Regions from separate parts of the Homo sapiens genome. Here regions 1 and 3 are each linked to region 2. A link is a loop called in an ENCODE intact Hi-C map of the cell type or tissue named here. Cell type or tissue: heart left ventricle. All regions are shown on one strand. Links, peaks and the distances in the headings refer to the core of each region. The heading gives the core; the rest is flanking DNA.

What was found. Hi-C counts contacts between places; a loop is a spot of excess contacts. Peaks named below come from ENCODE experiments on the same cell type or tissue, not always from the same donor. Only the 100,000 strongest peaks of a DNase experiment are listed, where the experiment ranks them.
Region 1: a loop joins it to region 2, with 4 times the contacts of the local background. A loop is called at or near these places in 17 of 110 quality-filtered maps.
Region 3: it touches region 2 in a loop (4-fold over the local background); 9 of 110 quality-filtered maps call a loop at or near these places.

What each region holds. Positions count from the first base shown.
Region 1 is chr5:169,112,877-169,122,916 of GRCh38, reverse strand. All of the region lies in intron 4 of SLIT3 (slit guidance ligand 3), which reads left to right. Among named protein-coding and RNA genes, the nearest start is that of SLIT3-AS1, 100 kb to the right of the region's middle. In heart left ventricle, for the core only: a CTCF peak has its summit at 5,786; no DNase peak of the experiment used is centred there.
Region 2 is chr5:169,296,525-169,306,564 of GRCh38, reverse strand. It overlaps SLIT3 (slit guidance ligand 3), which reads left to right and starts at 5,426. Exons shown (of 36, transcript NM_003062.4): 1 at 5,426-6,052. The coding sequence starts at 5,856. In heart left ventricle, for the core only: CTCF peaks have their summits at 3,667 and 3,870 (motif pointing right); a DNase peak (open chromatin) is centred at 3,864; H3K4me3 peaks cover 156 bases; H3K27me3 peaks cover 1,833 bases.
Region 3 is chr5:168,264,375-168,274,414 of GRCh38, reverse strand. No RefSeq gene overlaps it. Among named protein-coding and RNA genes, the nearest start is that of WWC1, 22 kb to the left of the region's middle. In heart left ventricle, for the core only: a CTCF peak has its summit at 4,885 (motif pointing left); a DNase peak (open chromatin) is centred at 4,884; H3K4me3 peaks cover 819 bases.

The DNA.
Region 1 (10,040 bases), core at 4,686-7,185, 190 kb after region 2:
AGCTTTCTGTAGGGGTAGGTAAAGTTCAAGGATTTTGTAGAAGAATGAGCTTCTTTGGACCTTTCTACTATCCTATTATGTGCCTAAATCCATATTTCCTAGGGATGGGGATGGGCTGGGAGAGAAGCAAGAATATTTGATGTTGAAAGGTCGGTCATAGACATTGACCAATGGGAGACCCAAATAACCCTGTGGTGCCAATAGAATGCAGGGAGCTTCATTGTTCTAGGAGGTGGTGATGGTGTTACCGGTAACCTAAAATAAAGGGACACTGTGACCATGTGGCTATGCTCTGGGGTGAAAGATGGTGTCATCCTCTTTTCAATCTGTATCCCTTTGTTGTGTGGGGGGAAACTGATATAGCTTTACAGAGAGAACTGCCTGTAAGCCAGAAACACCTGGTAAACAAAAAGTGATGGAACCAAATGGCTCCCAGGGTTCTTGCCTCAAGTCAGAGAAAAGCTGTGATGAGCCAAAAAATACTCCAGGTACCAGAGCTCAGGGCCTTGATGCACATGTGAAAGGCAGGCACCTTCCAGAAATAGCATCCCTGACCCCAGAGACTTGGATGGCCTTGTTTTAATTTCAGGGTTAGAATAATGACCATTTTATGAGCAACCAAATAGTTATTCTTGGTTCTCCTCTCGAGAGTGTGGTCTGAGACCTTGGCTTGTATAGTCTAAGTATGTAATAACTGAGTGTGTTTCCCATGATCCTGTGACAGCCTTCACTTTGAGTTCTATTTCAGAACATCCTCTTTCTGGAGACACCTAAACATAGGCCCTAGTGAAATGGAATTTAGAAGCAGCATTATCTGCAGGGCAGTCTGGGGCCAAGCTGGCCAACTCCTCACCCTCAGTTCAATGGAAAGCAACCGGAAGTTGCCCCTACATTTGGGGGATGGTAAAAGGAGCTACCATTTGGTAAACCGAGTGAGTGTCCCAGGGCAGCTTATGAACAACTGGAATTCTCTGAGAAATCAGTCAAATTGGAGTGTTGGGCGGTGACTTGGAGTTGAGAAAGGAGCACTAAACTGGAATTCACAGCAGCTCCTGCATAACCACATGTGCGTCATTATCCTGGATACTGTCATCTCTGGGTCATGGCCAGGGCCCTTCCTGCTCTTAAACCCTATGCATGGTTTTATGCACAAGAACCACTAGCTCAGGATGCCTTACAGAAAACTTTTTTGCAAGAGGAAAAGCCTTCAAACCAGGAAGAAGTGTTGATTGTCCTCTCTCTGTCATAAATGCCTCCATTTTTTATGATAATGGCATTTTTTAAATGTTAATGATGAGATTGTTTTCACCTCATAGAATGGCTTCCAAAACTAAATACAGAGCAACCAGGAATATCGGAATGAATGATCCCTTGAACACTGGTTAACTATGGAAGTGAAACCCTTCTGAGTTTTGACAGGACGCAGCAGCCTCAGTGTCAGTAAATACTTAGGACAGGCAGGATATTGGGTTCAGGGGAACCTTTTGGAAGAGTCAGGTGATGGCTGGTTGCAGGGGCGGGTTCTTTTTGGAACCCCAGTGGCCGATGGGTCTAAAGCCACACAAACTATGCCACATGAGAATGTGACTTTAATCTAGCCCTCTCTTGAATGAAATCAAGTAGAGATTAAGTCAGTTTTGACTCTCATCAGAAAGGTTTAAGGTATTGGAGTTCCTAAATTTCATCCTATGTCTTTGGGGTTAAGAGGTGAGGCTCTGGGCCACAGCTCCTGATGTCTCCTGGAGGGGTGGTTCATGAGAATGACCATATCGAAGAGTCCTTGAGAACATAGACTTTGGAATTATGCAGATCTAGGTTATAATCCTGGCCCTACCATGTACTAGGTGTGTAAATTTGGCCATTTAATACCTCTCTAACTTTAGCCTCTGTATTGCTAAATGGGAAAAATATAGTATGTTCCATGTAGTGAGTAGTTAGGAGAAAGGAAAGAGATTTCATGATAAATTACCAAGGAATGGGGGCTGGGCTTATAAGAAAGGGTCTGGCATCAATCCTGTGAACAAAACACTAGGATTAGACCCATCACCTCTAAAGCAGGAAGAAGGAAGTTAGCTGGGATATGGGTGGTGGGCCAGTGATTGCAGAGGCCCATCAAGTAAACCAAGACTATAATAGGGAAAATAGAAGACCTACTGGGGGCTGAGCACAGGTAGGATGCAGCTCTCAAGGTGGGCACAGAACAGGCACGTGTGCAAGGTGCAAGTCCTTAGATCACTTGGTGTATTCGTTTCCTACTGCTGTCTTAACAAATTACCACAGATTTAGTGGCATAAAGCGACACAAACTGAGTCTCTTACAGTTCCATAGGTCTGAAGTCCAAAATGGATTTCACTGGGCTGAAATCAAGATGTTGGCAGGGTCACATTCACTCTTAAAATCCTAGGAGAGAATTCATTTCTTTGCCTTTTTCCTGATTCTAGAGTCCACCTACATTCCTTGGCTCAAGGCTCCTTCCTCTGTCTTCAAAGCAGCAGTGAAGCATCTTCAAGCCTCTCTCTCTGCTGTGTCATCACATCCCCTCTTTCTCCTCCCAGGCCCAGTGTGGAACTCTGTTGGATGGCACTAGACAGAAATCACATCCCTCCTACAGGATTTCTACAAAGCACGTGTTCCTGGAGCAACTATTATGAGGAAGATAGAGAAGGCCTAGAAAATTTGGTCCCTGTTGCCTTTGAGACTTGCACCATCACCCTGCAACTGAGCACTCTGACCAAATATCAAGATCAACTGTGCTTTCTGAAAGATCAAATTAAGTCTAATTTTAAATGGGACAAAAGGTAGCACTCTTTTTATATTCCTACTTAAGAAGATATCCTTCTTGGTTCTGTTCCATTTTGCACATGGAGTAGTTTTAAAGAGCCACATCCAAGGCTGGATTTGAAAGCTGATGAACGTAGCTATGAAGAGCTTTATGATGAAAAGGGTTATTACTGGCCTCCCATCTACTGGCTTATCTTTTTTTATTCTTTAAGTCATGTGACAAATGAGGGTTCTGATAGGATTGTCTTTGGTGTGGTTTCATGAGTTGACATAATTAAGAGCCATTTCCATTTGGCAATGCTGCAAGAAAAACATTTCCAGTCAGAAGAACAAGGAAATAACTTAATTAGCAACTCAGGTGAGCGCTGGCTCTTTAGAAAGATGTTAAGATTGGAGGGAAGACAGGAGACCCACAGAGGCAGCGTGCCACAGTTGGGTGTTTAGCCAAAGACACGTTCTTCTGTCTCTTTCCTCCTGCATGAGTCTTTTCTGACTGTTCACCTGAAATTGGATATGGAAGGGCTCTGCTGCTGCTGCTGCCAGCCTGGTAGACAGAAAACGTCAGTGTCAAAGAAAAATGATTGTGTGTTTGGTTCCCTCCAGTTTTCACGAAATAAACATCACTTGGCAATTCCTTGGAGATGAATTAGCCACTATTTCATTCCTGTTAGTCCTTCCTGCTGGGTTAATTATTGCTGTGAACAATGGCAGCATTAATCAGCATGATAACAGTTTCTAGTCATTAACAGTGTAACCAGCTTTTATGCATATGGAAGTCCCTCTATCAAACCATCATGAAGATCAGAAACTCATTCTAGGGGGTGCTCCTTCCTAGGAGACCCACAAGTGTCCAGGCTGGGAATTGTTCCTTTGGGTGATTTAATTTTGAATAGGTTCCAGGTGTCATCTGCGTAACAAGGCTGAAGAAGTCTGTTTTGGTGGAACTCCAAGACTTTTGCTCTGGGTCAGAGTCTTTGACTTCCATATGTATCAGCTTTGATGCTTTTAAAAGCTGCAGAAGCAGTCCAAGTATCATGGTTTAGTAGACAGATTTTGGATCCAGACAGGCATGGATTCAAACATGAGCTTCTGGACTAAGCGGTCGTGGGACTTTGGGAAAAATTTAACACTTAGGGATAAATATAATCTATGTAGAACACTTTCACATAGTGTCTGGCACACAATAAGTGGTCATAAATGGTAGTTTATAAAATGAGAATACCACTAAAACTGTAAAAAAAAAATTAAAAATTATGTGACTGCAGCCTGTTTTCTGGGGCTTTACCAGCAAGGGGTATATCCTCAGGGAAAGAATACCATCAGTGCCACTCCAGGTGAAAAGGTGGCTAGAGTGTTCCCTACTCTTAAAGCAAGTCACTATCAGAGTGGCAGGTTTTTACATGAACAGGTTCCTGAAAATGCCAAATGGCAGTACCACTCCTTGTAACAACTGCTGGTTTCATCTAGTGATGGCCAAGGTCCTAAATCCTCCAGACCTATGTATCCTACAAATTCCTGGGTCATTTCTTCTTTACAGAACCAGAACAGACTGCCTTGCCCGCTTTCTCCTGGGTTAACAATGGGTCTTGACTCGGTCCTGCCTAGGACCTCAAGAGCAGCAGAACAAAACCAGTAACTCAAAATTTTCTTTCGCTTTCTTGGTCTCACCTGGCCTTTCAAAAGTCCAAGAACCCTCAAAGACTAAAAGGAGCATTTGGGCCAGAGGCACCTTCAGCCAGTGTCACTAGGGAGACCAGTTCAAGAAGATGACCAACCAATGCATGGTCTTAGCTCCACCCCCAGCACACACATGTCCTCCATATATGACTCCACAGAATGCAACATACAACATATCTAATAAAAATCCTAATACAAATTATTGAGGAAATACAGATTCTTTTATATGTAGGCATTGCAAATGTGCACATTTCAAAAAATCATTTAAACAAATTTCTTTAGAGACAAGGTCTTACTCTGTCGCCTAGGCTAGAGTGAATTAATGTGATCATAGCTCAGTGCAGCCTTGAACTCCTGGGCTCAAGTGATCCTCCCGCCTTGGCCTCCCAAAGCACTGGGATTAATAGGTGTGAACCACCACCCCCAGCCACATTTCAAAAATATTCAAGTGGGAAGGCAAAAGGCACACATCATAGAATGTGACAACCATAACATTGTCCTAGTGTGTGATGCTGGGCCTGTATGAGAGCGTCTTTTCTTAGTTATGCTAGTTCGTGCTTAGGAAGCGCTGTGGCCTGTTCTTGGGTGTCACGTAAAGGGCCAAGGAGAGAACCTAGAGTTTTCAAATTTCTTCAATCTACTTCTGACTTCATTGGCAATATTTGGCACTCACCTTGTATAGGAGAAACAGAGTTCTCCTTTTGAGAATAGAGACCCCTTTGGGTCGCAGGGAATAGAGTTTGTTAGATATCTCCAAAGAACGGGAACCCTGGTACAGCTTGGGTGAGACTTTTTAAACAAACAGAATTCTGGCTAACACCTTCTCTTAGTCCCTAGAAATCCTCCATTCCTCTTCCCCACATCAAACTTTGAGGTAGAGCTGGGATTGGCAGCAGCTTGGCTCTGCCATCGTGTCCAAATTCCACTATTTCTGTCCTGAATTTGCATTTCCTGGCAGACTTGAGCCAAGTCCCAATGAAACAGCCATAGCTTTTCAAAATTACAGGCAAAATCAGGCTGGGAAGAGGTGAGGGGGGCAGGGAGGGGACGGGGGAGAACATGCACAGTAATTGTCACGAAGGGCCCAGTGATGTGGATCTGGACTGAGGAAGTCATTTCACATGATCTTTGCTCACTCACTTCCAGTTTGGCTCTTCCAGCTCCTCAATCCGGGCATGGAGCCGTGCTTTTTATAGATTGTAAGTCCATTGTGGAGTTATGTATCCTGGCAGTTTGTAAAGTGGTGTTTTCTCTATTTTTATGGGTGCCCTAGGACAGTGCAGGCACACACACCTTTCTTGGTACCTTCTCATTCCACGCTACTTGTGATTAATGAAGAAGGACTGCCACCTCCAGTCGCTTCACAGGATAGACTTGGGGCAGCCTCTGACTTGCTGTGTGTCCCTGGTGGAGCCAACCCTTTCAAGCCCCCTGCTCCCTGCCCCCTGCTGGATATTGTGGGAGTGAATGAGGGATGAGGATGACAGTAAACCCTCCCTGAAGGGTTATGTAAATCTGAAAGGCTCTGTGGACTTTGAGGCTGGCCTAGGGAAACCTCAACAAATCAGCTACTCCTTGCTTCCTTGCTTTTTATTAGATTCCCTATAAACAAGTAGGACATGATTGTGGGGGAATCAGAGGACATGGGGCTCCTTCATGCTTGAGGACTTTTCCCCAGCACTGGTGCCAAGTAGTTAGGGCCTCTTCTCCTGATGCAGCCCTGATTAGCCTGTTTCTCCCTCAGACCTCAACCTTTTGTTGAGGGGAAGAAACACTTGTGGTAGAAGGAAACATAATTAATGGAAGGATCATGTGCATGGACTATCATCTTATCAGTGATGATAATAGGCCTGGTTGCCTAGATCTTTCCAGTCAGCCGCCATGTTCTGTCAGCATAGCTTTCATAATGTCCTCTTCCTGTCATTAACAATGTCTTTGGGTTTCTGGGTTTTCTGTCCTCAAATTCATCCTGAACACCATAACTAGGTCGTTCATCCTGGAGAGATATCTTGGTACTTTGCCTCCCAATGTTTAAAGGCTCCCTATTGCCAATGATGAAGTCCTAACATTGTATCCTGACATCTGCATCCCTACACAGTATGATCTCCGCTCATGTTTATGATCTTCTGTCCCACTCTTCTTCCGTGGGAACCAGACCATTGAGCTCTTGGGCCTTCAGACACCTGTCTGCTCACCTCTCTGCTCAGAGTTCTTTGCCCGGACTGCCCTGCAGTAATGATTTTTTTGCCCTGCAATAATTATTGCAATAATAAATACAATAATAAATGCAAAAATAATAAAAATAATCCAAACAATAATTATTGCCCTGCAATAATTATCTCTCCATATCCTCATCTCTCACAGAGAAGCCCTGACAGCCTCAGCCCCAGGGAGTCTCTCTCTTTCTCTTTCTCTGAGCTCCATCAGCATTGGCTAGCTGGGAACTTGTCACTGGTTTATGTTATTATCTAATTGGTTTAGGTGCTTTATAGAGTATCTACCCTAAGGGCAAGGACTGTTGTCCACCTCTTTGCAGGGCGCACTGTGCCTGATATGCTGGGTGGCCCTTGTCCAAAGTGGGGGTGGCCTTCCATGGCTGTCAGGAGCACCGGCTCAAGTGTGAGGATCGGATCCCACCACAGGATCCAACCACAGGCGAGCTCCTTCATCTCTCTAGTCCAGAGTTTCCTCATTTGCAATGTGAGGAGTGATGACTCTCATTTTATACAAATACTTGTAAGGATTAAATTAGATATTCTGGTTTCTACACTTGGCATAGTGCTCAGTGTATGATTATCATTATCATCATCATTAAATCAATGTGTGTTGACGACCAGGAATTCTGGTAACAGGATCCTGGGCCTTTCTGAGGGGCTGGACATTGCCTTGGTCTGCCTGTGGAATCCCTCCCTGGCCTGGCTTCCATACATGTGCCTGTGTCTCAGTTTCCTCGTGTGCATATTGGGACAACAGGAATACCTACTGCCCAGGGTTATCATAAGAATTAAATATGACAATGGCTGGAAAATGCCTACATTTAGGAAAGAAAGGCTTGGTAAATGAGAAAACCATGGAACTCTGCTAATTGCTGTGAGTAAATGGTCAGGAATTATGGCCTGTGTCACAGCTTGAGCTTTCCTTGATGGACCTGTTTCCCAATCCCTGTGTTGAGTCTAGGTGGGATGGGGAAGAAAAGCTTCCAAGCTTCCTTCTGGCTCTGACTTTATAAATTCTGCTCATATGCCTCCCTTTACCCACTTAGTCTAGACCAGAGATGAGAAAGTTTTGGGATTTTGGAGAACGATTTGTATTCCTTGCTTAGAAGGATGAGACCCTTCAAGTGGCTGAGTTGGATGGGATCACCTGTTTGCCCCCAGGCAGCTCATGAGACCCCTGCAAACTTCTCCAGGGACACAGAGCACCCCTGGAAATATGTACATTCTCTAAACCATAGGATCCAATGCAGGCAGATTAGCACACCTCCTTCCGCCCTCCCCCTCCATTTCATCAGCTTTATGCTGAGGTGGATAATGTTTCTCTAACTGCCTAATTGGGAGAATTTAGCTGGAAAATTGCCATCGTGTTCTTTTAAAGGGTGCCAACAGCCCACGGCTGCCAGCTATAATGTCAGTGGGTAATCCCGGCTCTGCCGCCACGGAGCCAGGGAGGACCCGTCTTTCTCCAGACTCCTTCCCAGGTGGTGAGAGCAGGCCTCCAGCCCTAAGAGGAAAGAACACCAAGGAGGAGGACAGAGGTGGCCAAGAAAGCAGCTGCAGGCACAGGTCTGTTTCCCTCCCTCCTCATGGCCCTCCCAGCCTGCACCACTGGGAATTGAAATGTACTGAAATTGCAATGTCACACCAGGACACCCTGGCCCTATGGTGTACTGCTCAGCTTCATGGACTCCCACTGCAGCAATCTTGAGTTTAGACTGAGTCTGGGGGTTGTTCAAGAAAAGGGAAATCTAATTGCTAAGGCTTGTTCCTAAGTCTGCGAGAGACAGTGTAGAATAGTGTTGAGGCGTACAGACCTTTGAGCCAGGCTGCTTGCTTATGTTCTAATCCAGGCTCTGCTACTCGCTGGGCAAGTTACCACATCTTCTAGCTTCATCATCTGTAAAACAGAGGTGATAATACGAGCACTTTCCTCTGTTCACATATCAGGAGGCCCAGGCAGATGGAGGCTCTGCTATCTTTAACACGTGGCATCCGGGACCTTCTTGCCAGGTAGGCATCTAGCCCACAGAAAAAGAGAAGGCATAAAGGATTAGGTAGGGAGGTTTTTGTCCTACTCTGGTCACACTCCACTCTCTAGACTGCAGTCACATGGTCCCAGCCCAGCTAGGTGGGGGAGGGTAGTTGAGCTGCTGCTAGGGATGAAGAGTCTCTGCCACACTCAGAAAACCTCCCTAATCGTAACAGTAGCTGACGCTTATTGAGTGCTTTCTGTGTGCCATGCACTCACACATTCACTTGATTGATTCAGTTATTAAAAATGGCATGATGAGCCATGCACAGTGGCTTATGCTTGTAATCCCAGCACTTTGGGAGGCTGAGACGGGCAGATGACGAGGCCAACAGATTGAGACCATCCTGGCCAACATGGTGAAACCCCGCCTCTACTAAAAATACAAAAATTAGCTGGGCATGATGGCACATGTCAGTAATCCCAGCTACTTGGGAAGCTGAGGCAGGAGAATCGGTTGAACCAGGGAGTCAGATGTTGCAGTGAGCCGTGATCGAGCCACTGCACTCCAACCTGGAGACAGAGCAAGACTCCATCTCAAAAAAAAAAAAAAAAGAAAAAGAAAAAAAAGGCATGATGATATGAGATATACATTATATATCAGTGAGGGTCATGGTAGGAACCCAGATGGAACCCTCAAAAGGACAGTTAAAGAGGATCGAATGGTATTTGTACACCCATATTCATCATTTGTACAGCCATCATTAATTACGTAGCCAAAAGGTAGAAGCAACTCAAGTGTCCATCAGTGGATGGATGGATAAACCGAATGTAATATAGACAATGAGATATTATTCAGTCATAGAAAGGAAGAATTCGGACACAGGCAACAACATGGATAGACCTTGAAGACATTATGCTGAGTGAAATAAGCTAGTCACAAAAATACAAATACTATATGATTCCGTTTATGTGAGGTACCTAGAGTAGAAAATTCATAGGAGCAGAAAGTGGAATAATGGTTGCTAGAGGGGAAGGTAGGGAAGGGCAAATGAGGAGCTGCTATTGAATGGGTCCAGAGTCTCAGTTTTTCAGGATGAGAAGGGTTCTAGGGACGGCTGATAGTGATGGCTGCACAACAAGGCGAATGTACTTAACGCCACAGAGCTGTACACTTGAACGCCATTAAGATGTTAAATTTGATGCTATGTACACTTCACCACAATGAAAAATAATTTTAAAAGAGGGTTTCAGGAAGGAAATTTTTACAAATAGATGGGTGATAGGTGCTGATGAGTGATGGTTAAACATGAGGAAGTAGCAACTGTAGGAAGCTGCATCTACCCCTAGGCCTGAGGGGTGCATGGAAGGAGAGTTACTGGGACAAGTCGAGAGCA
Region 2 (10,040 bases), core at 2,572-5,071:
CCCCATCTCTACTAAAAATACAAAAGCAAATTAGCCGGGCATGGTGGTGCATGCCTGTAATCCCAGCTATTCAGGAGGCTGAGGCAGGAGAATCACTTGAACCCTGGAAGCAGATGTTGCCGTGAGCCGAGATTGCGCTATTAGACTCCAGTCTGGGTGACAGAGCAAGACTCTGTCTCAAAAAAAAAAAAAGAAAAAGAATAAAAGAAAACAATGTCCTTCTAGGTCCAACAGATGGTATCTTTTCCTTATCCTTTTTAGGCTACTTTCTTAACCCTTTTAGGCCATTTCTCCAGAAATGACCTAAAATTCACATACATGAGCTATTCTCTCTCCCAGGAAAATAGAATAGGGATCATAGTCTTAATCTCAAATTGGGGGTTTCATTTTCTCTCTCCCTGCTTCCTGTTCACCTACTCCTCAAAGATCTGCCTCAGCAGCTCAGTGAGGTAGTGTGTCAGTTTCAGGGTCCCTGGTAGGAAATGGATAATTCAAAGGAGTACCTGAAGAAAGTTTGGTAAAGGGACTATATGGAAAGGTGAGGCAGGGTTAAGAAATCAAAGAGGGGGCCGGGAGCTGTGGCTCACACCTGTAATTGCAACACTTTGGGAGGCTCAGGTGGGTGGATCACGAGGTCAGGAGTTCAAGACCAGCCTGGCCAAGATGGCAAAACCTCATCTCTACTAAAAATACAAAAATTAGCCAGGCGTGGTGGCTGGTGCCTGTAATCCCAGCAACTTGGGAGGCAGAGGCAGAGAATTGCTTGAACCTGGGAGGCAGAGGCTGCATTGAGCCGAGATTGCACCACTGCACTCTAGCCTGGGCGACAAAGCGAGACTCCATCTCAAAAAAAAAAAAACAAAAAAGAAAAGAAAAGAAATCAACCAGGGATGGGGACTGCCCAAAGTTTAGCAGCAGTGGAAAGCTATTTCCACTCCTGTCCTCTAAAGGCATAGTGAGACGGCAGTGGTTTCCAAGGAGACCCATAGCTGTAGAAGACAGCTGCTGAACACGAACTATGACCTTCAATAGGGAAAGGCAGCCACTGACAAACTGCAGTCCTGTGGAGGAAGCCTTGGCCTCTCTCCTCTAGCTCTCTGAGCTAGTTCCCCATATGGCTGGATCCAAGGGAGTTCAGGTGATGCAGTCTATAAAGGTTAGTTTCCTGGGGAACAGTACTGCCTCTGACAGTTGGCAGAGAGTGGATCTGAAGAGTCCACTGGAGAATAATGAGCAGAAATTGTTAGTCCTGATGGGGTGAAGCAAATATATCAGAATTGGGGGTGGCGAATGTGTATCATTTGCAAGAGCATTCTAGAAGAATGTAACCACACCCTCCCCCAAAAGATTGACTAACACTGATTAAACTGAATAAAAATACAATAGGAGAATGTCAAATAAGCTGGCTGATTGAGAAGATCATTCATTTGTTTATTCATTCATTCATGTATTCATTTATTCATCATCAAGATATCAAGATTTGCACCTCTAGATATCAAGATTACAAAACTTGATTAGACATCTCTATATGCCTGAAACTTTTTATAATACAAGTTTGAAAAAATTGGATTACACAGGGTCACTATCTTCAAGAACCTAATAGTCTGGACCAACAAGTCCAGAGGATTCCGCTTCTAAACTGGAGGATTCGGCTGCTACATGGACTCTGGGGTAGACAGACAGGAGAGCAGGAAAGGATGTTCTGGGACGGGTATTGAGTGGATGTGGAGGAGTGGTGGCAGATGAGGTGGAAGAAGCAGAAAACAACTCCAGAGTTCAAAATTGCATTGTCAGGTCTGTATTTAAGATCCTTGGATCATCAGGGCAAAGGACGGATTGGTGAAGCAAAAAACTAAGAAATAAAGTTAGAGAAATTATGTGGGGGCCAATGAGCAATACCTATGCATGAAACTAGGATCTGAACAATAGCAGGAGAACCAGAGATGAAGAGGGGATACATTGAAGAGATGGTCATGGGGAAGAATGAACAGAACTGAAGAATTAAATGGCTGTGGTGTGTGAGAGAGGGAAAATTCTTTGAGCTGTTTTGACTTCTCAATACTCCCACCCACTTTTCAGCTAATAGCTTCTGGGTTTTCCTTTGAGAGAAGGACTCCTACCTGCCCAACTGAGTGCAGTCTCCATAAAACTGTCACCCATAGTTCTTGTCTTCTCTGGCCAAAAGGGTGATCACGTGACTCAAGTCAGGACCATCAATTGCTCCCTCCTGGGAATTTGGAAATCTTGAGCTTGGCACCTAGATCCTGCCTTGGGTCTTGTCTTTGTTGAAGCCTCCATCTTCATTTTTTTCTGTAGATTCTGTGTGCTATCCATGGCTTTCTTTAAAAGTCATTTTTTGGGGAAATTCAATAAGGTAAAGTTTTTTGTTTGTTCTGAGGAACAGAACTGCCTCCGACAGTGGGCAGAGAGTAGATCTGGAGAATTCATTGGAGAACGATGAGCACAAATGGTTAGTCTGGCTGGTTGGAAACAGAAAACCTCCGCTGACTGTGGTGGCCACATGAAGGGTAGTATCTCACACAGGGAAATATACACAGGTTGACGAGAAAGTTTGAGATGGGGTTTCTTGCAGGAATGGGTGAGTAGTTTGCTTTTGAGAAACACAGGTTGAGGAGAAAGTTTGAGATGGGGTTTCCTGCAGGAATGGGCGAGTAGTTTGCTTTTGAAAAGCCTATGGAAAAGTAAAGGGGAAAATTCAAAAGTGTCCAGGGACTTTTACGCAACTCTAAAAATGACACCACAGAGTGTAAAGCCACCTCTGGCCCTTGGACATAGAAAGTTCTAAACAATAGCCTGACCTCCTAGTGATTTACCCAGTCTTCTCCAAGGAGGGTAATTGCTCCATGGGGTGGCTACCGCCTTCTGCAGATGCCCCAGAATCAGCTGAGGAAGTGGACAGAGCCACATGTTCAGCATTGGAAGCCCGGAGTCCTGGCTCTGGTTATTTCACTAATTAGCTAGGTGACCCTACATAAATGCCCGCCTTTCTCTGAAACTCAGCTTCCTTGTTCGTAAAATACAAGAGTTGAACTATATTTGGGTTCTCAAAGTATGTTCCAAGAGAATTTGCAGTTTACATGAAAAGTGGTCCTCTATACTGAGAAACTGGGTTAAATAAGCCTTAAACAGGTTTCCTTACTGCAGGACTTCTCAGGAACTTAAAAACACTCATCTGTGATGCAATTCTCCAAGAGGGGTGAAGGTGAGTAGCATTTCTCAATCTGTCTTTGCCCAAGGAGACTTTTTTCTCCTCCATGATGAAACATGTGGAATCAGTAGTCATCAGAAGGCACTTGTAGAAATGTTGGATTAGGTGATTTCTAAGGCTGTACCAGCCCAAACACTCCATGATTCTGTGTATCCTGGTGTTCTGGGCCCCTCCTGTATTTCCCACTTGCCTCCTCCTTGGGGATGATTGACTCTGAAGGAAATCCTCACCATCTGTTCTAAGGGGCTTCTCCCAGGAAAAGTCACACTTGAATGCCTATAAAGTCCCTTAAAGATACAGTCTGGCTCATGAAACCCCCCTGAGCAGCTTAAATGGAAAACGCAGTCCCCCACTGCGCTCAGAGCACAGATCCAGGACCAGCCCGAAGGGATTGCAAAACATGCTCTAGCATGCATTTGGGAAAACAAAGAAAACCGTACTGTTTTCTGCTCCAGACAGTCTGAGACGCTTTGTGCCCTTGGGCCCTTGCCCGGTTCTCTCATCTGCCTCAGTCCTGGTACTAAATTGGTTCAAGGTTTGGAGGAAAGCTTCAGAGCAAAGGGATAAAAGGATGTTTAGAGTTCTTAAATACCGAAGTCACCCTGAAGACCGGAGCATAGACCCTCGCCAGCCACCAGGGGGCGATAACAACAGCATCTGTACAGAAAGCCGTTCCCAAGAATAACAGCAGTAAATTGCACCTAATGTGTTTATGAATGATGAAGGGACTCGAGTGTGTGTGTTTGAGTGAGTGTGCGTATGTGTGTGTTTGTGTGTACGCGCGCGCAAGTGGGTGCCCAAAGCTAAGACTTTGAAAATCTGCTAAGTATAATACAATAAAATCTACAACTCTACTATATATTCACAGGATGTGGTCAAGTAGTTGAAAGTTTCCTTGAAGGAAAATGAGGTAGAAGAAATCAGAATAGTATTCTTATGAAAGAAAAGAGAAGCGCTCTCAGGAGTATAGTTGTCACTATGTGAGTGTGTGTGCGAGCATGCATGTACACGTGTGTGTGATTGCCGGTGTATAAATGGGTGTGTGTGAGCCTGAGTATGTGAGAGTGTGTGCGTGGCTGTGAATACGTAGGCACCAGTGTGTGTGTATATATATGCAGGGCTCATTCAGGCCTTCTCAGTGTGAGGGGACCTCAAGGAAATCTGGGCAATACTTCCTCCAGTTCCTGCCCTTTCCTTTCAAACAAACAAACAAAATCATTCCTACAAGTATTTATGGAGCCTCTAACGCACACGCCCCTCCCCACTGGCATCTGGAAAAGCTCAGACCTAGCCAATTTAAAGCGGGCGCTGGAAGAAAGAAGGCGCTGGGGACAGAAGGGATGCCTCGTCTGCGAATGACTTTTGCAAAAACACGTTCTCTTCTGTGATGCTCCAAACAACCCAGGGAGGTGAGGCCAGGTAGGACTGTGGCCCCGGATTTGAGAAAACGAAGGCTCAGAGATGACACGATTGGCCCAGAGTCACCCAGTCAGGAAGCAGAAACCCGAGGATGGAACAAGGCATTGTCAATCCAGGGGTCCAAGTCGCTGCCATCACTACTTTTACCAGTCCACCAAGCGCTGGGTCTGGGCAAAGCAGGGCAAGTTTCCGGGTAAGGTTTGCCAGCAGTGACCTCAACAACATGGACCACGGTGTGTGTGTGTGTGTAGCTGTGGAGTACATTGGTGTCAACCAAGGCTCTTCAGGCAAAATTGTGGATCTCTGCCATGAGTACTAGGTGCGGTAGGGAAGCGGCTTCGTGGGCGACACTGCCATGGTTTGGCGTCCCTAGCAGCTGTGCGACCTCCAGCAAGTCGCTTCACTTCTCTGAGCTGTTTTCAGACGACCCCTTGGAAGATCGTGGACTTAAGTAAAGAATATGAGTAGAGTGCTCAGCTCAGTGCAAAAATTAAAAAAAAAAAAGTGTCAGGAGCCTTATCCGTCCTTGGATCTTAACAGTGAATGAGTTTCAGTGTTTCTTTCCAGGGGCCCTGCTGGCCGAGCCCCTTTCCTTCCCTGGTTCCTTCTCTCTCCCTCCTCTACTGCCTCCTCCCTCCAGGCTCTCGGTCGCTCCAGCAAAGTTCCCAACTTAGTCGACATGACGCGCGGCGCAGCCAATGGGAGGCGGAGTTGGCGTTTCTTGGTCGGGGGGGGGCCGGAGGGGTGGGCCCCGCGTCTCCGGTGTCTGCCGTGCTCACTGAATGGAGAGAGCGAGCGCCGGCCAGCTCACCCGGCCGCCCCGTGCCCCAGCCGCAGCCGCCGCGCTCCCCAGCCCAGCCCCAAGCCGGACCTCCCCGGGCGCCACGCCCCATTGCGCTCGCCCCAGGTCCCCAACCCGGCCCGCGGGCCAGCGGGGCCAGGGGGCGCTCCGCACCTGGGCACTCCCAGCGATGCGCAGCGGGGCAGCGCCGGCCCCGCCGATGGAGCTGCTGTTGCTGCCGCCGCCGCCGCCCGGAGCGCCCCGCTCCGCCCGCGCCCCGTGCGCCTGAGCACCGAGCTCGCCCCTCCTCCGCGCTAACTCCGCCGCCCGCTCCCCAGGCCGCCCGCGCTCCCCGCGCGCCTCCTCGGGCTCCACGCGTCTTGCCCCGCAGAGGCAGCCTCCTCCAGGAGCGGGGCCCTGCACACCATGGCCCCCGGGTGGGCAGGGGTCGGCGCCGCCGTGCGCGCCCGCCTGGCGCTGGCCTTGGCGCTGGCGAGCGTCCTGAGTGGGCCTCCAGCCGTCGCCTGCCCCACCAAGTGTACCTGCTCCGCTGCCAGCGTGGACTGCCACGGGCTGGGCCTCCGCGCGGTTCCTCGGGGCATCCCCCGCAACGCTGAGCGCCTGTGAGTACCCCTGCCCCACCCCACGCGGGCCACCCACCTGGGTCCCACCGAGGGGGCCCCAGGCGCCAGATCCGTCCTTTCCCCTCGGCCTCCCTGGATGCAGTCTCTATTCTCATCCCTTCCTGGATACGATCCCTCACTCTCCGAGCTGGGGGTCTGTAGGCTTGGTCAGATCTGGAAAGAGAGGTCTCGAAACCCCCAGCGATGGGCAAAGAGCAGTGCCTCTCCAGGGGTGAGGGTTCCAGACGCAGGGCCCGCTGACAGCTTCCAAGGAGTAGCTGAGGAGAGGCGAGGGGAGGCAAGAGCACTGCAGCCTCAAGGTCTTAGGGTGAGGGTCAGGGGTCTGCGCTCGTTAAAAAGGGGGGCGGGCGAAGGAGAAAGCTATAGGATGATGGGCCGTCAAGGCGCGGAGGCGGGAGAGAGGGCCCGAGACTGTTGACCTGCTTGGAGATCAGAATGGGCCAGCCGCTCTCTGGCTGCCCTTGCAAGGAAAGTTGAGAGTGTGGGTGAAGGTTTAACTTCTGAGGAACTGGACAGATTCAGAGTGGGTGCTCGCAAAACCCGCTCTGCCTGGAGCGCAGTCTGGGAGATGCCAAGTTGCAGCCCCGGGTGAATTTTTTATGGCTCGGTTATAAATGCCTCCCCGAACGAAGGGGCCGGAGAATGGAAATGCTGACAGCCCTTCAAATGAGACCGAGCGTTATAATCTTACAAACCGCACTCAGCCTCAGATCCTGGGCTTGGCAGCGAATGGAGAGGCGCTTGGAGAATGGGGTGGATTGACCCTAGTTTTAGCCCCAATTGTGCAACCAAATATTTACTTTTCATATGTCAACGTTTTGGAAACATTTATCATTTTGATCCTCGGACCAGATTCAAAACTTGGACTCCGGGGTGGGCTCCTCTTAGTCCGCAGTTGGGGTGGGGTAAGGGAGTGGGGGAGAAACGCTGGAGTGGGTGGGAAGCCTTACTGGGAACCCAGCCGAGAAGTGGGTGAGGGTTTGCTCTAGTGTGGTAGATTCCCTCCGTGTCTTGCTCTCCCTCTTCTCCCCTTCCTCATGTGCCTTAGGGGTAGGCGCCTGGATCTTCCACTCTGCTTTCTTGACTTCAGGCTGGAAGAGAGTAGTGATGACAAGCATTGTCCTAGAGTGTGTTATTCCTGCTAGTCACCTCCTATCACCCCACCTCCTCTTCTCTTCCACTTCTTTGTGCATCTCTGGGTGGAGACTCAGCAGAACTGTCTTCCTTATTCCTGGTGCTCTCTTTTTCCTTTGGCTCAGTACTTTTTTGTTTTTCCACAAGTGCAGTGATTGTTTTGTTGGGTTGAACCACAGAATCCTAAAGGGTGAGAGCCGAATCTTTATTAACACATGTCGAAAACCAGGCTTGGAAGTGTAAAATGACTTGCCCAAGAAAACACAGCAAGTTGACGGCAATAAAGGGGCTAGAATCCAGGTTTTCACACCTTAATTCAGACATTAAGTTAGTCCATAGGAGTGAAAAACTTGTTTTAGTGGTATTTTTAGATACCTATAACTTGTAAACTAAGTTCCCCTCCTCGTCACACCAGTGCTAGCCACATGAGTTAGTGAAATAATAATTATAGCTAATGTTTGATAAATGCTTTTCATGCCTTGATTTGTGTATATGTATTATCTCATTGAATCACTCCAACAGTCCTGTTAGTTACATAGGCAATGCTTATTACTCCCTTTCACAGTTAAGCCATCTTGTCATTTACTCAAGGTCGTGCAGCTAGTGAAGTGTTTGGATCCAAGCCTGACTGGTTCCTAAGCCCACAACCGTTATCACTCTCCTGGTCATCCTTGGAACAAGGGTCAGTTTGGGCCACGATCTATAAACAGACAGTCTTGGGAGGGTTCTGGCTGGGCTTGGATCTTAGAATAGGCTGCTGTTGCTTCTGCTTCTGGTATACCCTGCAAATGTTCAGCTCACTTTGATGTTAGGTCTGCTGCTTGGGGTCTCGCAACTACATCTTCCGCATCTTCAAAATCGTGCTCCATGTTTGGGAAACCAAGAAGAGTAAGTCCCTCTCCTCCTGGTGTGTAGGAAGTTTTCCAGAGCTGCAGGAACCGCACCCATGCCAGCATGCCACCGAGTCATCTTCCTTAGGGGATCTGTGCAGCTCAGGGCAACCCATCAGCTCTAGAACTGGAGAAACAGGACAGAGACTGGAGTCCTGGTCATTCCCAGAGGCCCCCTGCTGCAGTCGTTAATAGGCAGTGGCAGAGCAGGAGCTTCTTTGATGTCTCTGGTCTCTTCTGCCTCAGTTGTGGTCACTGGTGCCACTTTGGCCAGGGTGCATGGGGGTGCCGCGATGGTATCTCATTCTAGTCTCCTTCCTCCCTGGGAATGGGGGACAGTCTGTAGGAGCAAGCTGGGTCAGGTTCACTGCAGGGTTTCAGGGCAACCCACCAACAGTCCTTCACCACCAAAGTCCTGCACCACACTCTCTCTCAGCCAACTCAAATGTAACATTTCAATTCTGAAAACTCTTGGGGGATATTTGGCATTTTTACTCTCTGCCAAGGATTTCTTCAGAGGAATCACTCATTTATTCCTGCCTTCATTCATTCAACAAACATTACTTGAAGCCGGGCGCAGTGGCTCATGCCTGTTATCCCAGCACTTTGGGAGGCTGAGGTGAGAGGATCGCTTGAGCCTAGGAGTTTGAGAACAAACATGACTTGAACCTCTACTGCATTCCAGAAACTGTATATAGAACCATTGCAAATACAGAAGAAAACCAGCACTTCAATGTAAAGAATGTAAGCAAAAGATAGAAGGAAACTTGCTTTGGTGAGCCTTTTGAACTTCCCAGGGTTCATGTTGCCATGGGGCACGTTTTGTCAGCACTGTCATCAGATGCTCAGGACCTTCCTAAAATCCAGTTTTCTGATCTCAAAGGTTTAAATTGTGTTTTAAAACAAAGAAACTGCATTTTCTCCGTTCTCCATTCTTGGTACTCTGCCTCCCAAAAAGGCTTTGATGAAGGGATTTGTGTGTGTGTGTGTCTGTGTATATTGCTTCTCTGGATGTTTTTGACTTCTGAAACCTTGTGTTATGACATTAAGGAAAACCTGAGTGGGGATAATGTGCTCACCATTTGGACTTTGCTTCAGGCCTGGAATGGGGCCTCAATTGTTCATAATTAAGCCAGAATCAGAATTGGGGGGTCTGTGTTCCAAGATCTTCCCTATAATGTCAGAACATCACGCAGAAAAAGAAACTCTGTCTTTTATAAACTACTGACAATTTTTCCCCCTCCATGAGGAGGTGACACCCACAAGAAAGCTAAATAAATGCAGAGAAGAATTCAGTGTAATTTATTATCCGTGCAGCAAAGATAGAGGACGAGAGGAGAGGAAGTGGATGGCGGTGCCTGAAACCAAACATTTACCATGGAGCACAGAGTAAACAGATGTTGCACTTACCCTTCTGACTACAAAAGGAGCCCACAGATGTAATTCTTCTCCAACCACAATCTCAGCCTGGAAAAAGAGGAGGCAGATGAAAATGAACTCTCACACGGGGCCACTTCTCCCCATCTTGCCGTCCTTGTCTAGAGGCAGGCAGAGGCCCACTTCTCACTGCAGTGAGGGGTGGCCTGAACGGTGGAGTGGGGGCAAGAGTGGACATCTTTGGTTTTTCACTTGGCTCTGGAACATGCTGGAGACTGCTGTATTTAAATAAACATTTCCTGTTTGCGAAGGAGAACGGGCGAAAGGCTGAAACGTGAGAATGTGGTAACTTAATTTTCTCCATCACTCCAAATGACGGCTAGCTTTGCCGGTGGTTGGGCCCAATAAAAACTGACACCATGTCATAGGCTTTCCCTCACTTGACCACAGAGGTCCTGAGGTCAAGTGAGAGACTTTCCAAGATGCTCAACAGCCAAGTCCTCTGTCCAGCCCTCAGGGCCAGCTTAGAGGACAGGAACAAGCTAGTGAATCATGGGGTCTCTCTG
Region 3 (10,040 bases), core at 3,684-6,183, 1.0 Mb after region 2:
CTTGTAGCAAGTACATGGTAGAGCAGGGTTCAAACTCAAATCATTGATTCTAAAGCTTATGCTAAAAACCATTTCACCATATATCCCCTCAGGAATATAGACTGGCATGTGTCCTGTCTTAGGAGGTTAAAAAAAATGAATGATTAAAGTGGTCCTTCAGTTGTACTTTTGTCTTATACATATAATGCTATGGCTTGAATGTGTCCCCCATAAGTTCAGGTATTAGAAACTTAATGGTCGTTATAATGGTATTAAGAAGTGGGACCTTTAAGAGGTGATTAGGCCAGGAGGACTCTGCACTCATGAATGGATTGATGCCATTATTGCAGGAGTGAGCTCCTGGTAAAAGGATAAGTTTGGCCTCCTTTTTCTCTGTCTCTTATGATGGGCATAGGTGCCATGTGATACCTTCCACCACAGGATGACCCTCACCAGATGCCAGTGCCATGCTCTTGGACTTCCCAGCTTCTAGAACCACGACCCAAATAAACATCCTTTCTACATAAATTATCCAGTCTGTGGTATTTTGCTATAATAGCAGAAGATAGACTGTGACACAGTAAATGTCACATGCTGAGTATTATTCTACCTGATCCTCCTGTCTCTACTTGGTACAGAGAAACACAGGTGTGAATATGAGAATGAGTAAGAAACCTCCACTCAGTACTTGCCGAGGTATTTTCTGCAGCTTCTGCACACACATCTTTGCTCTGCATGTTCCATTGTTCCAACATTTCCACTAATTACACATCATGCATCACCCACCCCCGCACCACCAACCTGCCCCCAGTATGTGTCTCTAGTCCTCACACTCTGTGTTACACCTTCAGTTACACCTGGTGTCTTTGCACCTGCATGCTTCCTCACACCTGATGCCTTTACACCTATGAGCATCTCCTTGAAGCCTGTGCTATACATTACCCTTGATATTTGCAATGTGTTACACACACACACACATGTTCTTCCTCTCCCTGGCAGATTTGTGCTACTGAGAAGAATACCACCTCCTCCAAGCAGCCTGTTGAAGCCTCACCAGTTGGGGACTGATAGATATCAACTCCTATTCTCTCTAGAAATGCTATTGAGCTCCATGACTGCATCCCTGGCACCTGTCCAGAAAATATCATTTGGGCACTATCAATTACCATCAAGTTGCTGTTTCAAGGGGCTCTGTGATGGCTGGCACAGGAACAGGACAGGAAGGAGGAAATAAAGTGTTACCCTGTCATCTCAGGGCCTGGCATCCCTCCCCCAGGCACCAAGGGAGGGTGCTTGGAAGTCCCCAGGCTCCTCTCACTTGTCATTTTCTCATGTGGATCACTCTATGCTCCTCATTATAGCATACTCACAGGGCCATTCCCTACTGCACACAGCCCATCGCTCCTGTCTTAGGATTATCAGCATCTCTGCCTTCCTCCAAGCAGTGGCAGCTCCTCAGGAGGTCTGTGGGGTGCAGAAGGGACTGGGGTGTTGGGGCAGTCAATTCACTTTTTCACACTCAGCTCATGAAGTCAACTGAGGTAGTTGAAGAGGAGAAGAATCGGGGTAGAGACCTCAGAGAAGAAGAAGAGGATTGGGGTAGAGACCTCAGCCTGTAGTTCTAGAACCCTTGGCTTGGGGAGTGTCACTTGGATGAACATAGGAAGTATCAATAAATGTCTCCTTAGGGAGAAGAGGCTCCTTCCTTAGGAATGCTGGGATCTTGGGTGAGGAGAAATGAGGGAGAAGTGGGTGGGGAGAGAATGCATTAGAGCAGTGGCTCGCTACTGGGGTCCATTTTACCTTTCACGAGGACATTTGGCAATGTCTGAGAGGCTGTCACGAATAGGCAGGGGTGGGGCGTGAGGTGGGTAGAGGCCAGGGATTCTGTTAAACATCTTCTATGCACTGGATGGCTTCCCACAACAAAGCCATCTGGCCCAAATGTCAATGGTGCCGCAATTGAGAAACCTGGTACTAGGCACATAGGATGGTCCCATGGGCAGAACCACCTCTGCAGAAAGTGAAGGGAAGTCATGCTCCCCATGTGTGGAGTGAGGGAGTGGGGATCCAGAGTGAAGGAGCAGCAGACTTCTAGCCCCGCACAGACCAGACCATTCTTCCCAGGGGACAGGCTCTCCAGGCTGGTGTTGCTTGGTGGCTTCCCACATTCCCAGAAGAAGGGAAAGGCCATGGTATCCTCAGGGCGGGTAGCTGAGAAACCCTGCGGAGCCGGGTGACTTTTGGCTGTTCAGATTCAATCTAGATCCTCCCAATGCACTATTTGTGCACCCATCCAAGTGCTTTCCACCAAATCCCCATCAAAGCGGAGCTAACTGCCCTTCCCCAGTGTCCTTGCCATACCATAGCAACTTCTCTTCCCAGCACTTCCACATTATTATTATTTTTTGAGACAGAGTTTCGCTCTTGTTGCCCAGGCTGGAGTGCAATGGTGCGATCTCGGCTCACCACAACCTCTGCCTCCTGGGTTCAAGTGATTCTCCTGCCTCAGCCTCCCGAGTAGCTAGGATTACAGGCATGTGCCACCATGCCCGGCTAATTTTGTATTTTTAGTAGAGACGGAGTTTCTCCATGTTGGTCAGGCTGGTCTCGAACTCCCGACCTCAGGTGATCCACCCACCTTGGCCTCCCAAAGTGCTGGGATTACAGGAGTGAGCCACTGCGCCCAGCCACTTCCACATTATTATTATTGTTATTATATTATTTTGAGATGGAGTCTTCCTCTGTTGCCCAGGCTGGAGTGCAGTGGCACAATCTCAGCTCACTGCAACCTCCTCCTCCCAGGTTTAAGTGATTCTCCTGCCTCAGTCCCCAGAGTAGTTGGGGTTACAGGTCCCTACCACCGCACCCGGCTAATTTTTTTTTGTATTTTTAGTAGAGACGGGGTTTAACCATGTTGGCCATAGTTGGCCAGGCTGGTCTCGAACTCCTGACCCAAAGTGATCCGCCCACCTCGGCCTCCCAAAGTGCTGGGATTAAGGCGTGAGCCACCGCGCCCAGCCCACTTCCACATTATATTGCGTATTCGCTTCTTGGTGTTTCCCATTAGACTCCTCCTGGATGGCTGCGTTTCATTCATCCCTCTGTCCCCAGCACCTGGTTTGTCCATTGAGCACCTACGGCATGTCAGGCACTATTTGTGGACAGAATGGACAGATACCCTCATGATTTCAGTAGATGTTGGCAATTAACACGTTTTCGTCTAGGCAGTTATTTTCCTTGTAAGAGCCACTCCTTTCCCGCTCTTTATGGCCCCGGAAAGGCTGATGGGGTTTGGGCAAATTCATGGTCTTCTGTTGATAGAGGGAGGGTCTCTTTGACATTCCCATGGGTGCTGCAAGGATATAGGTTTGGGCCTGTTGGCAACCATCTTTCCTACATATGGAATAAATCACTGTGAAGATAAGGCCACATCCCAAGGGCAGTGGCATTGAGAGGTGGAGCAAAGACAGTACCTTGTGAGCATCTTTGCGCCCTTGGATCTGACCAAATTTGAAGCCAGTCCTGCCTTTGGATATTCTGGTTTTTGCTTTGTGTTAGGGTTCTGTCACTTACCCCTGCACCTCTCCTGATTAATACAGAGATGCTGCTTGGGGGCAGAAGCCAGCTTGTGTTCACTTTCTCCATCTTCATTGCAGCATTCTACGTAATAGATGTTTCCTAAATGTTCACTGGTTGACTAATAGCTAGTGGGGCAGATTCCTTCTGGCCAAAGGCTCTAGCCTGAGAACAAAATCTATATGTATGTGGCCGAGATAAGACCAAGATAAGGGATTGTTGAGGGAGTGGCCTGGGAATGGAAACAGCCAGAGAGCTGACTGAGAACCGAAGATTCCCAGCCACCTGGGAGGGGCCTGTTCCTGATCTGTGGTGTGTCCTCTCTAAGGCTCAATTTTCACACTGTTTCACAGAGTGGCTGGGAAGTTCAAATAACAGCAATTAATTTGGATAGAAGCGTTTTATGAATGCATGAGTGTAAGGACATCCCTTTTACTGCCCCTGGAATTGGGCTCAGTTCAGGGACACTGATCATCTCTGGAAGAGTGGCTACTGGGTAGACTGTCCCTAAGAGGGTATAGGCTTTGCTTCTTCTGTCCTCTCTTCCCTGGAGCCTTCTAGAAGAGCAAGTCCCCAGGGCTTTACGCAGCTCTTGAAGTGGGAGGATGGGGTGGGTGGAGCTCCTTACTCTTGAACAGGTCAAGCTTCAGGCTGGGATCACACTTCAGCTCTCACTGAAGGCTGAGAATAAGAAAAGTTAGTTGCCAATCAGTAGACATCCCCTTGAGGGAGGCTGAGTGTTTACAACAGCAACCCTGCCAGATGGCAGTATCATCTCCACTACACAGGGGAGGAAACCCAGGCTTCGGAGGTTAGATAAGAAGCCCAGGCTTAGCTAGAAAGGTGTGGTTGGGAGTGAAAGTGAAGGATTTTTTTTGTTTGTTTTGCTTTTTTTTTTAATCTAAAGACGATAACCCCCAAATTCCACAATTTTCCTTTAATAATAGCTTACCATTTAATATGCATTTGTTAAATGCTGGGCCCTTGCCAAGGACTTTACATATATTGTTTTTATTAGGCTTTCCAAATAATCCCATACAGCAGTTATTTTTATCCCTATTTTACAAATGGGAAAGGTGAGGCTCAGGAAGTCCAGGTGGAAATGTACTCAGTGGGCAAATGGTGGAGGCAGGCTCGCAGTCCAGTCTGGCTGGTCCCAGGACTGGTCTTCTTTGGAATCTTTTTCCTGGAACCGATTCCACGGGCCTCTTTCAGGAGTCCAGGGCTCTCCTCGCAGTCTCTGGCTGCTCGGCGACTTCCCTAAATCCCTTTGAGGCGCCGGGCCCACCTCCAAGCAGATTTCATGGGAAAGGCTGCCACCTCGTGGCCAGATGGCAAACCCAACATTTGCCGGGAGGAGGCGAGGGCTGGTGAGGGAGGGGCTTTGTGGAGCAGCTGGTGCAGCCTTGCTTTCCGAGGGCGGCGTGCAGCCACAGTGCCCGCTGCGGGTGCTGGGGAATGGCGCCTTACAGGCTGCCCACCTGCCTCCTCAGGGTGGAAGGCGGGGCTTGGGTGTGAGCGTGCTGAATCAGAACTTTCCTGGAAAGTCGCCACTTGGTGTGGTCAGAGGATCACTGAAGTAAGTAAGTAATCAGAATATCCCTTCTCCCTAATTGTTTCACCTGGCTGGTCGTGGAGGAGGGAGAGGCGAAGGAGAAGGAATGGTGCATGCACTGGAGAGAGGATCCTTGGCCGGGATCTGTTCTCGGTGTTCCACCCCGTATAGACCCTGTCCCCAACTCTGGGCAAGTTACAGAACCTCGTCCTCATTTCCCAAATCTGAGCCGGTTTGAGGAGCGCTCCCTCTGTTCTGACCGCCCCAGCCTTCCTTCAAGCCCTCATCCAGACTGTTGCAGATTCTCCCGGGCTCTGGGCCTTCTGCCACTCTTCTCTCTCCACTTTGCAAACCCAAAGATTCCCTAATCGTGTTTCTCCCTATGTACAAGAGTCACACTGATGTCCCTCATGACCTGGCAGGAGAATACCCAGCTTCTTAGCCTGACTGTTATTCCTGCCTCCTTCCCTCCAACAAACCTCATCTCTGGCTGTGCCCTTCCCGCTGAGCTCCAATCCCCTGCTCCTCATTTCGGGCTGCAGGTGAAACTCACCTACCCACGATCAGACCTTTCTTCCAGAGGTCCTGATCTAATTGGCCTGGGACCCGTGTCTAGCGCGCTCGCCGGTGGTTCTAATCCTTAGCACCTGCCCCGGCCTCTCTGAACTTCTCACCTGTCTCTTTGCATATTTCTTCTCCTTCCTGCTACCCCCTCCTGCCTTGTCTGTCTTGCATTCTCTTACTTGCCAGTGCCCAGCTCAAATGCTTGTGGAGGCTGGGCACGGTGGCTCATGTCTGTAATCCCAGCACTTTGGGAGGCTGAGGCAGGTGGATCACCTGAGGTCAAGAGTTCGAGACCAGCCTGGCCAGCATGGTGAAACCCCATCTCTACTAAAAATACAAAAATTAGCCGGGCGTGGTGGTGGGCATCTGTAATCTTAGCTACTTGTGAGGCTGAGGCAGGAGAATCACTTGAACCTGGGAGGTGGAGGTTGCAGTGAGCCGAGATTGCACCATCGCACTCCAGCCTGGGCAACAGAGCAAGACTCTGTCTCAAAAAAAAAAAAAAAAAAAAAAACAACAAAACTTGTGGAGAGAACTCATACTCCTGTCCTCTGGACATCATGTGTTTGCTCATCACTTGTGTGCCAGCCCTGAGCCTACTGTGCTGTAGTGATTGATTGGCTTGTGAGTTTGTCTCACACTTTAGACCATGTTTTATTTATCTTTGTCTTCCCAGCTTCTGACAGTGCCAGGGACAAAATTGTGCTTGGTGACTCTGAAAGTAGAATGCCTGAACAGATGTCCCTTGTTCACATGGCTAGTCTTCACATGGCTGAGACCCTCCACTTTCCAGATGTCACCCTTTCTGAAAAGCCCTTGAAGCCATGAAGAAGGTCCACACACTGAAAGTACTTGTTCAAGTTACCCAGGCCCAGGAGAGGGGAGAAGCTGAGATTGCTCTTGAGGACATGAGATTTGAGGGAAGATCTTTCTCCATCTTCCCAGCTCCCGCATACAAATCTCTCCCCCTGTGAAAATTGTTATGCTTCAATTTCTACTCTTAGAAAAATCAGTGTTTGGAAGAAAGTTTCTAAAATAATAAAAATGAGGTTGGGCACGGTGACTCACGCCTGTAATCCCAGCACTTTGGGAGACCAAGGTGGGCAGATCACTTGAGGTTACGGGTTCGAGACCAGCCTGGCCAACATGGTGAAACCTTGTCTCTACTAAAATTACAAAAAATTAGCCGGGCATGGGGGCAGGCTCCTGTGGTCCCAGCTACTTGGGAGGCTGAGGCAGGAGAATTGCTTGAAACCATGAGGTGGAGGTTGCAGTGAGCCGAGACTACGCCATTGCACTCCAGCCTGGGGAATAAGAGTGAGATTCCGTTTCAAAAAAACAACAAAAAAAGAACATTTATTGAGTACCACATATCCATGATACAGGCAATATCTCATTTAATCATCAAAGCAGCCATCCTCATCCCTGACCAATGATGGACTATTATATAAGTGAGAAGCTTTTCTTCTGCTAACTTGAGTTTATCTCTTAACACAGCGTATGATATTTACCTTAATTAGCACATGTGACCTTCCCAAGTTTCCATGTTCGTTTAGTGAGTGGTAGAGTCAGGACTGGTTCCTAGGTGGTCTGACTTCAGAGTGCATGATCTTCACTAACCCATAGGCTGTACCGCCTTTCCAGAATTCTTTTTTTTTTTTTTTTTTTTCGAGATGGAGTCTCGCTGTGTCGCCCAGGCTGGAGTGCAGTGGCGCGAACTCGGCTGACTGCAAGCTCTGCCTCCTGGGTTCACGCCATTCTGCCACCTCAGCCTCCCGAGTAGCTGGGACTACAGGCCTCCGCCACCACGCCCGGCTAATTTTTTGTATTTTTAGTAGAGATGAGGTTTCACCATGTTAGCCAGGATGGTCTCGATCTCCTGACCTTGTTATCTGCCCGCCTCGGCCTCCCAAAGTGCTGGAATTACAGGCATGAGCCACTGCGCCCGGCCCGCCTTTCCAGAATTCTGTATCAGTCTGTCCTGGTCATGCAAGGACTGGCCCATGGAAAGGCGGGAAAGGATTTCTGCCCCGAGCCTGTTTCCTTCTCCCTTAATATGTGTTTGTGTAGTGTGTTATAAGAGCCTGGCCTAGGTGTAGCAGAAAACCCATGGATAATTGAAAGATGGTTAAACCAAAAGAGGAGAGTTTCAGGCCTGGGTGGCATTCTGGTGACATGTGGTTCCCTTTGTGACACACTATTTGCCCACCCTTTGGGTCTATCACCCTTTGGGTCTACCCAAGAGGCTGGATGGGGCAGAGAAGCCACAGGCCGAGTGAGATCCCCCGGCTTCTGGCCTGGTGTGAACTCCCTGTCCTGGTGGGCACTGCTGGCTGCATCTACTGCAGGAGGATAAAACACAGTGGCCAGTCCGCACGAAGCTCCCACCAAACCAAGATTTGAGCGGTCCTCATGACCCACTGGAAGCTGTTCTGTGAGATTTCTCCAAGTACTCCTGACACCAGCCAGATTAAACAAGGCAGGCAGCAGCTGGGCCCAAGCAACTCAAAGACAGAGAAGCTGTCTGTCTCCTGCTTCCCATCCTCCTCCTGAAGGGAAACAGCCCAAACTCATGGCCCTGGGGAGATGCGGCTGTTCACATGTCCTTCCAGAGGGAAGTGCTCTGGGCCATTTTCATTGCCTGCTTGCTTTACTAAGTCATCACTGGCTCTGCTAGTGACGCTAGGAGGGCTTGTGAAGTCCGGTACCTGGGTTCAAGCAGGCCAGCCCTGCTTCTCTCTTTCTTTCCTTCCACCTGTGGGTGATGGGACCACAGGAGGCCTTAGACTTCCTGGAGAGGGTTTGGAATTGGCCACAGCTGGGCTGGAATCTGATCCCACCACTTACCCGCTGGGTGATGGTGGCCTCAGATTTCTCACCTCCAAAGTGAAAGATACTAGGAGCTCATCCGGGGCATGCATCCAGTCAATTTTTTAAAAACTAGCTTTAGCTTAGGTTGATGGCTTTCTTGGCCTCCTCCTTCATCTCACCTAGGTGACCACATTGGCTTCCCCTCCCTGTCCTCCACACTGCAGCCACAGCACTTTTTATGAAATCAAAACTCACAACTTTATTGCTTTGCACATAAAAAAAAAAATCGAACCTCTAACTGTGTCTTGTGAACCCTGCCATCCTCTCCTGTGCTCGGGCCTAACCACCCACCTTCTGTGTCCTTCTTTTTTTTTTTTTTTGACACGGAGTTTTGCTCTTGTTGCCCAGGCTGGAGTACAGTGGCACGATCTTGGCTACCTGCAACCTTCGCCTCCCAGGTTCAAGCAATTCTCCTGCCTCAGCCTCCCGATTAGCTGGGATTATAGGCATGTGCCACCATGCCCGGCTAATTTTTGTATTTTTAGTAGAGATGGGGTTTTGCCATGTTGGCCAGGCTAGTCTTGAACTCCTGAACTCAAGTGGTCCGCCCGCCTTGGCATCCCAAAGTGCTGGGATTACAGGCATGAGCCACCACCCCCAGCCCATTTTCACTTCTTGATGCCATGCTTTTCCTACTGTCTGTCCACTCCTGCCCATAGTTTCATGAGGCAAGGGCCCATGGGTGTCTACTCACCTCTCTTACCCAGAACTTAGCCCAGAACTTCCCCCTGGCACGAGGGAAGCTCTCAAGAAAATGTCATTGAATGAATGAAACGTGAGGACGAACTAAAATATTGCATGCAGAGCCCTTAGCACTATGCTGGGCACCAAGTAAGCACCAATAAATGTTAGCAATTAATGATAGTATTATTCTAACTTTAGGAGTGATGTAAAACAAAAGTTATCCAAACCAGCAGTGCTTTTCTTATTGGGTTGTCCCAAATAGGCAAGATTTGGGGTAAGTTGATGTAGTCTGGAAAGAAATATGAAAGCACACACACACACACATGCGCGTGCACGCGTCTCCCGGTGTAGTGAATGCTCCCCTTTAATTTCTGCCAGCATCTCTCAGAACTAGAATGTGGTTGCAGGGAGGAGCCTGAATGTCCCAGGAAGGCTAGAGGGATCTGTCCATGCTTGGGGAGGCTCTGAGGGTCCTCACTGCCCACCCACACCACATGCAGACTGTCCACCTCTGCTCCATGCAGAGAAAAGGCTGCAGATGCAGGCAGAGTTAGCTCTAGAATTGGGGAGCACTAAGATACCTCTAACAAAAGCTCCTCCAGGCAGGGCACCGTGGCTCACGCCTGTAATCCCAGCACTTTGGGAGATTGAGGCAGGTGGATCACCTGAGGTCGGGAGTTCGAGACCAGCCTGGCCAACATGGTGAAACCCTGGCTCTACTAAAAATACAAAAATTAGCCAGGTGTGGTGGTGCACCTGTAATCCCAGCTACTCGGGAGGCTGAGGCAGGAGAATTGCTTGAACCCAG